Regions from separate parts of the Homo sapiens genome. Here region 1 is linked to region 2. Evidence: chromatin contacts called from ENCODE Hi-C data. All regions are on one chromosome and are shown on one strand. Each heading gives the region's core, a stretch centred on a gene start or an enhancer-like site at or near the end of the contact. The rest is flanking DNA. Distances are from core to core; before and after follow the strand shown.

What was found. Hi-C counts contacts between places; a loop is a spot of excess contacts on that map. Pooled maps may share reads with other maps.
Region 1: a loop to region 2 is called in a map of ascending aorta, with 7 times the contacts of the local background. The contact joins the promoter of SHMT1 here to the promoter of TOM1L2 in region 2. A Hi-C loop is called at or near these places in 1 of 168 maps with a recorded cell type or tissue (ascending aorta), 1 of 37 single-sample maps with no recorded cell type and 7 of 50 pooled maps.

Annotation. Positions count from the first base shown.
Region 1 is chr17:18,361,809-18,365,132 of GRCh38, reverse strand. SHMT1 (serine hydroxymethyltransferase 1) reads left to right here and starts at 1,583. Exons shown (of 12, transcript NM_004169.5): 1 at 1,583-1,761. RefSeq lists a silencer at 1,489-1,958.
Region 2 is chr17:17,969,022-17,973,649 of GRCh38, reverse strand. TOM1L2 (target of myb1 like 2 membrane trafficking protein) reads left to right here and starts at 1,250. Exons shown (of 15, transcript NM_001082968.2): 1 at 1,250-1,388. The coding sequence starts at 1,337. DRC3 (dynein regulatory complex subunit 3) reads right to left here and starts at 788. Exons shown (of 14, transcript NM_031294.4): 1 at 676-788. RefSeq lists enhancers at 497-816, 1,188-1,757 and a silencer at 1,497-1,546.

The DNA.
Region 1 (3,324 bases), core at 334-2,833, 390 kb before region 2:
GATCAGGAGTTCAAGACCAGCCTAGCCAATATGGTGAAACCCTATCTCTACTAAACATACAAAAATTAGCCGGGTGTGGTGGCTCACGCCTGTAATCCTAGCACTTTGGCAGGCTGAGGCAGGTGGATCACAAGGTCAGGAGATCAAGACCATCCTGGCTAACATGGTGAAACCCTGTCTCTACTGAAAATACAAAAAATTAGCCAGGCGTGGTGGTGGGCTCCTGTAGTCCCAGCTACTCGGGAGGCTGAGGCAGGAGAATGGCATGAACCCAGGAGGCAGAGCTCGCAGTGGGCCTAGATCGCGCCACAGCACTCCAGCCTGGGCAAGAGAGGGAGACTCCGTCTCAAAAATAAAAAAAAATTAGCCAGGCGTGGTGGCGGAGGCCTGTAGTCCCAGCTACTCAGGAGGCTGAAGCAGGAGAATGACGTGAACCCGGGAGGTGGAGCTTGCAGTGAGCCGAGATCGCGCCACTGCACTCCAGCCTGGGCGACAGAGCAAGACTCTGTCTCAAAAAAAAAAAAAAGTTTTTTTTGTATTTTTTGTTTGTTTGTTTTTCGAGATGATGAGGGTCTCACTCTGTTGCCCAGGCTGGAGTACAGAGGCAAGATCATTGCTTACTGCAACCTCTGCCTCCCAGGCTCAAGTGATCCTCCCATTCAGCCCCCCAAGTAGCTGGGACTACAGGCGACTGCCACCACACCCAGCTAATTTTAAAATTATTTGTAGAGACAAGGTTTCACCATTTTGCCCAGGCTGGTCTTGAACTCCTAGGCTCAAGCCATCTGCCTCGGCCTCCCAAAGTGCTGGAATTACAGGGGTGAGCCACTGCGCCCGGTTTTTATCATTCTTATAATAATTATTGTTATCATTTGACAAATAAAAAAATTTATGACGCAGCCTCAGGTGGTCCTGACATGTGGCCCCGGTTTTTATCATTCTTAACAATAGGTAATGTTCATTGAGTCCTTATTGTGTGTCAGTATTTTATTTATCTTATTTTATTCTTCTTGAGACGTTGTCTCGCTCCGTCCCCCAGGCTGGAGTGCAGTGGCGCGATCTCGACTCACTGCAACCTCCGCCTCCTGGGAGGCAACATAGTTAGACCCCCATCTCTACTTCAACCTGGGGGACAGAGTGAGACCCTGTCTCAAAAAAATAAAAATAAAAAATAACAAAAATAATAATAATAAAGTGTCTGCTCTTGGATTATACACCTACAGAGTAATAATGTTGCAGTTTGGACGCACATTTGTCCTACTTTAAATGACCACCCTGCAAACTAAAAGTAGTACCATGAACAAAATTCACTCATAATCCCACGGCCCAAGCGACAGGCTTAAGTGAGGAAGGCCCTGTGTAGTCTTCCTGGAAATCTTGGTCCACACACCAGCCCTGCAGCCAAAGCGGGTCAGTTCTGCAGGTCCCTGCCCCAGGTGCGCAGCTGCACTACGCGGCCTCCGGCCCGCCCCGGAGAAACAGGCCCTGCCCGCCGCTGCGCCGCAGCCAATAGCGCGGGTGCGTTTGGTGGCGGCCCATGCTTGGCTGCGCTCTCTGATTGGGCGCCTCCGGGGGCGGGGCCAAGCCCAAGCCTGGCGCGCAGAGTGCACCTTCCTGAGCTCGAGCGGTCCAGCGCCAAGTTCGGGGTTTGGGGTTGGAGCGGCTGGTCACGTGGCTGGCCCGCGGCGGTGCGCGGGGCGTTGGGTCAGCGGGTCTGGGACTGGTGGCACCGGCGGCGGCGTAGGACGGAGGCGTCGCTAGGTACGTGCGCGGGCCGTGTTCCGGTAGGTGGGCGGCTTCGGGTCCGAGGGCCGCGGCGTCCCAGAGCCCGGGGGGTGCTTCGGCGTCCTCGCTGTCCCCCGCCGTACCCCACCCTCTGCAGCCGCAATGACGGGAGGGGAGCGCTTGGGTCGCGCCTGGGCTGGGGATCGGGCGGCGGCCAGCCGCAGCGCCCCAGTTCCAGGCACATTCGGTATGATGGGGTGGCGGCCCGTGGCCTTTGGCAAGAATGCGAAGGCTTATCGGGGATGTGAGTAGTAGCTCTCCACTGAACACTTTTCTCGTTGAGCATTTTCGATTTAAACAATCCTAGCTCCTTCACAACAAAGCTGCAAGTCAAGTGCTACTGTTTCCCCCATTTTACAGGTGAGGAAGGTGGTGGGGCCCTGAGAAAGGAGGCAACTTAAATGGCAGAGCCCGGAATAGAACCCGGGTTCTCAAAGCCTGCGCCCCTAAAGGCTGCGCGCAGGGTCGCTCCACTTTTGGCCCGTGCCACCAGATCCCTGTGGGGAATGAGCTCTTCCTGTTGCCCGCAATCTGCCACCCCCTGTTCTAGGAGACAAATGTTGCACTGTGAAGTTCTTGGCCCGGTGCCTTGGCTTCGAGATTCCGGGAGTTAAGTGACCCTTGGTCCAGCTGAGGTCAGCACAGATGCGGGCCTTCAATCGGGCAGTTACCCAGAGAATAGACTGGAAACACCAGTTTAGGTTCTTGCAGAAATAACATTGTAGGCCGGGCGCGGTGGCTCATGCCTGTAATCCCAGCATTTTGGGAGGCCGAGGTGGGCGGATCACTTGAGGTTAGTAGTTGGAGACCAGCCTGGCCAACATGGTGAAACCCCGTCTGTACTAAAAATACAAAAAAACCTGGCTGCCCATGGTGGCACACACCTATAATCCCAGCTACTCGGAAGGCTGAGGCAGGAGAATCGCTTGAACCCGGGAGGTGGAGGTTGCAGTGAGCGGAGATCACGCCACTGCACTCCAGCCTGAGTGACAGAGTGAGACTCTATCTCAAAAGAAAGAAAGAGAGAGAAAGAAAAGAAAAAAAAGAAAAGAAATAACGTAAATTTATTACTTGGGGGAACTTGGAACGGAAGTGGGTAATTGTGTTTTTATTTAGTGCAATGTCCTGGGACAAGGCCTTGGAACTGAAGAGAAACCATTGTTCAGATTCTGGCTCTTATATGGCTTTAGACAAGTTAGCTCCCTGGGCCTCAATTTCCTCTTCTGTAAAGAAGAGAACACAAAATGTGTGTGAGATAGAAGATGTGCAACAAGTTAGTTCCCTGAGCAGATCCTTGGCTGGATCCTCTTATGTGACAGAGGCCCAGGTAAGATTTGGAGGCATGGGGAGGCTGGTGACCTTGCAGGTGACTTCACTTACTAGGTCTTTTTCCCTGACGTTGAGGATCATGCCACACATGAGCAACAGTGCCTCTACAGAAATATCCAATGTTGTAATGACTGATGTTGCAGTGAGCTGTGTTGGCTGGGGGACTTACCAGGTATTACTGAATGTTAATGAAGATGTCCCTAAGATTCC
Region 2 (4,628 bases), core at 1-2,500:
AAAATAAAAAATAAATAAATAAATAAATAATGAACAAAATTTTTCTTAAAAAAGAATAAAATCAATCACTTACTGAATGCTTACTGTGTGCTCAGTGCACATGCATTATTTAAGTACATGTAAGCTCCGGAGGCCATAAAAAGGGAGTCCTAATGCCCTTATTTCCCAGCTAGGGAACCTGAGGCTCCAGGGAGGTAAAGGAACTTGTCCAAAGTCGTACAATGAGTTACTGACAGAGACGGATACAGAACTTGAGTAGCCGTATTCACATCCAAAGCGGTATATACAGTACCAAGATGAAATCATTTGATAGTTATGAGGTCAGTTATGATGGCTAAATTCTGGGAAAAGTTATCAGTGGACCGGGTACCTCTCTTTCTATGAAAGGAGGCTGGAAGACGGAACCCCTTAAAAATCCATTCTGGCCCTGCTCCCTCGGGAAATGCTTCCTTAGTATTTTTTTTTTTTTTTATTCAAAAGCTTGACAAGCCCAGGACTAAAGTGTCTTGGCTGTCTCACACGACTGTAAAGTGGCTGGGAGAGGACCTACGTGCTCATTTTATAAATGAGAAGGGCCGGGCCGGCGTTCTCCGAGAAAAAGGTCACAGGAAAGAGTTACGTCGGGCACTATCTGTCCCTGCAAGTCCTCCGGGAGCCTCAGCTCCCAGGTCTCACCTTCTCAAGCGCTGGGAACTCGGCGGTTCCACGCAGCAGACGCGTCTCCCGGTTGCTGGGGAACCAAGCGCCGCGACTTGGTTGCTAAGGGGAAGTCAGAAGGGAGACATCCTGGGTGAAAGTTGACAAGTCACGTGACCACATCTCCGTGTGGTGAAACACTCCTTACACCAACCAGCCGTAGAGAAAACAAATGTTTCTCCAATCAGTACTTTCTATGGGCGGGGATATTCCTAGATTCACCTCTGTTCCGTCCATTTGCGTGATTGACTCGTCTTTTGTCCAATAATAGTAAGAATCCTTTAGATTGACCAATATACAGAGGAATCAAAATGCGCAGCTTCCCCTTTGGGGGCGGGCCAGGGGAGGTGCCGCCACGGCTGACAGGGACTCCGGTGACCTAGCTCGCTCCTCCGCCCAATCGGACGCTGCGGGGTGGGTGGGGGCTTTGCTGACAGAGGTGTAACGACCAATAGGAGGCGGGCTTCGTAGGTGTCCCCCAATAGAGACGCGGCAAGGGGGCGGGGCCAAAGGCCCTAAGCTCGGCGTTCCAGAGAGTGGGGAGGGGGCAAGTGTCAGTCAGGACGGGAGTCCGGCGGGTTACAGCGGAGGCCTAGGTGGCAGACAGGGGGCCCGGGCCGCTGCGTGTTGTCCACCCAAGATGGAGTTCCTCCTGGGGAACCCGTTCAGCACACCAGTGGGGCAGTGCCTCGGTAAGGCCGCGTGTGGGGCAGGAGGCTGGGCAACGGCGGCCGCTGATCCGGCTGGTGAGGACCGCGGGCCTCCGCCGGGCGCCGGTGCCACTTCACGAGCGGGCTGGGCCTCCGCCAGCCGCGGGTGCCACTCCACGAGCGGGCTGGGCATCCTGGTCGTCGGGCCTTTGCCGGGCGCTTGTGCCACCTCACGGGCGGGCTGGGCATCCTGGTCGTCTGGCCTTCACTGGGCGTCGGTGCCACCTCACGGGCGGGTTGGGCATCCTGGTCGTCGGGCGTTCGCCGGGCGCCGGTGCCACCTCCCGGGGGGGCTGGGCCTTCGCCGGGTGCCGGTGCTATCCCACGGGCAGGCAGGGCATCTGTGTCCTCGGGCCTCCTCCCGGGCACTGGTGCCACCTCACGGGCGCGCCAGTGCCACTCTGCCAGGAGGCACCCCTGAGGCCCAACTTGGACTCGGAGATGCCCCAGGCTTCCCTGCCCATCAAGGCTCAGCCCTTCCTTTTGCTGCTAGAGGTGGTGCCAACTGCTGGTCTGCTTCCCCAATGCGCTTTGGGAGATGCCACTGCATGTGTCTTTATCCAGCCCAGCAGGCTCACTGCCACTGCCCCAAGGACCCAGTTCTCCCAAACCCTTTGTGGGATGTCACCTTCTTCTCCATCTTTGTCCCTCCTCTTCGGTACCAGCAACCCTCAGACTGGGCACCCTCCCAGAAATGCCCCCTGCTCCGGGACTTGCTAATTTGAGCTGCAACTCAGCTGTGCTGTAGGAGGGACTGGGATAGGAGGAGGGGCTCTTGGAGGGTGATTATCTTGGCAGGGGGATGGCATGCCTGCAGTGCCTCCCAGGAAAGAAGGGAGGCTGTGTTATTTAATGATAAGAGCCCTGGACTGGGAATCATGGAAGCCTGGACTCTAGCAGTGGTTTTGTCAGTGACTCCATATGACCTTGTGCCCTTTCTGGTTTGAAGTTCCCCTGTCTGTCAAAGTGTTTGGAGATGAGATGTGATAGATCCCTTAAAGTTCTCAAGTTTTGATATTCTTTGTAGTACTCTGCACATTGACTGTTGCTTCCTCCCCCACCTCATATTAAGTTTACCAAAGCTGAAATCTTTTGTTGGCAATGTAGAGAGAATGGTACTCAGCATTATCTGTTAATCCTATAGGGGGGATGTGGACACCTGGGGACACCAGAGATGGCCAGAATCATGGATAAGGAAAGCCCAAAGTGTAGGTAAAGGAATACTGAAATGGCCACCATATGGGACTTCCTTACTAAGAAAGCAACTTGCCTTTTTACCCAAGGCAGTGGCTTATGCCACTTGATCAGTCAAGAATGCTGATTAGTTTGTTTGAAAACTGGATTCCTCCTGGTTGGTTGAAGGACTGGTAAAACGTCTTTTATGAGCCAGGATCTTTGGTGTTCTTATGGGCCTGATTTCAGCAGTAGTGATTTGTTTATTTTCTGCTTTGCTTATGAAATTTTAGCTTACTTTCCAGCCTTTAGTGGAGCCTATAAACTTATTGAGGTCTCTCCTGTTGGCTAATTAGCATTTAGGAGCCTTTCTTTACTTTCTGGCGTAGTATCTTTTATAATGCATGAGGGACCCCAAAAGAGTGTTTTCCCACCTTTTTGACATCTTGTCTCTTGCTGCCCACTGGAGAGTCTCTGGATTCTCACTTCCTTACTTCTTCCCCATGTCCTTTTCCACTCTCTTCAGGTGCTCTTGCATGGCAGCCACACTCCAAAAACTAATTTCCAGCCAGTTAATGGAGGGAGCCAGAAAACTTGCGAGAATTGTTTTCCTTTCTGTCCCCTTTATAATAGGAAGCTCTACACCTTTAAAATGACAAGGTAGTAAATGAGGGGTAGAAGTTAAAGGGGATTTAAAATACAAATGTGGTTGGGTGCGGTGGCTCACGCCTGTAATCTCAGCACTTTGGGAGGTTGAGGCGGGCGGATCACAAGGTCAGGAGATCGAGACCATCTTGGCTAACACGGTGAAACCCCGTCTCTACTAAAAATCCAAAAAAAAAAAGAAAATTAGCCAGGCGTGGTGGCATGCGCCTGTAGTCCCAGCTACTCGGGAGGCTGAGGCAGGAGAATTGCTTGAACCCGGGAGGCGGAGTTTGCAGTGAGCTGAGATTGTGCCACTGCACTCCAGCCTGGGCGACAGAGTGAGACTCTGTCTCAAAAAACAAACAAACAACAACAACAACAACAAAAAACCAAATATAAGAGATATAGGGATATATAGCAAGTGGAAAGAGCTTGATACTTCTGTCAGGGAGACCTAAGTTGAATTTTGACCTGGCCCCCATTTCTTGGCTGTGTGACCCCAGAAAATTGTGTTGCTTTCTGAGGTTTAGTTTGTCAGTCTTCTGAGAGAGAGAGAGAGAGAGAGAAAGATTCCTATTCACAGAGTAATGTAGTTTAAATGAGATAATGTATGAAAACACTTAGCATAGTATCTGGAACATAGTAGAAGCTCAGTAAATTGAAACTGCCACTGTTAATAACAGAATATTTAAGTTAGGGTTGGATTTTCTATCTGGAGAGGATATGTGAAACAACTGGCCCGTCTGTGACCTGTGAAGGAAAATACCCTACCAGGCCCCAGGATTCACCATTGCTCATAAGATGCTTGACTAAAGATGATGATGGCTCCCCACTGCCAGGTAGCCAATAGGTCATTTCAGTTCAGTTCAGGTAAATGATTAATGGACAGAATTAGGTTCTAATGTATATTCCGTACTGTTGTGACAAAGTGTCAAAGTGACTTTCTTGATATTTAGTGTTGTTAGTATTCTTTTAAAAGAATGTGCGGGGGTGGGGGATTGGTGGGAGGGAGGGGGAATACAGAAATAAAATAACAACTACAAAGCTAATGATTAAAAACAGCAGCTGTAGGCTGGTTGTGGTGGCTCATGCCTGTAATCCCAGCACTTTGGGAGGCCAAGGTGGTGGATCACTTGAGGTCAGGAGTTGGAGGCCAGCCTGACCAATATGGTGAAACCCTGTCTCTACTAGTAATACAAAAATGAGCCGGGTGTGGTGGTGGGCGCCTGTAATCCCAGCTATTCAGGAGGCTGAGACAGGAGAATCGCTTGAACCTGGGAGGCAGAGGTTGCAGTGAGCCAAGATTGTGCCACCGCGCTCCAGCCTGGGCGACAGAGTGAGACTCTGTCTCCAAAAAAAAAAAAAAAAGGAGAGCTGGTCCCTCTCTGATCCCTGTCCTCAATG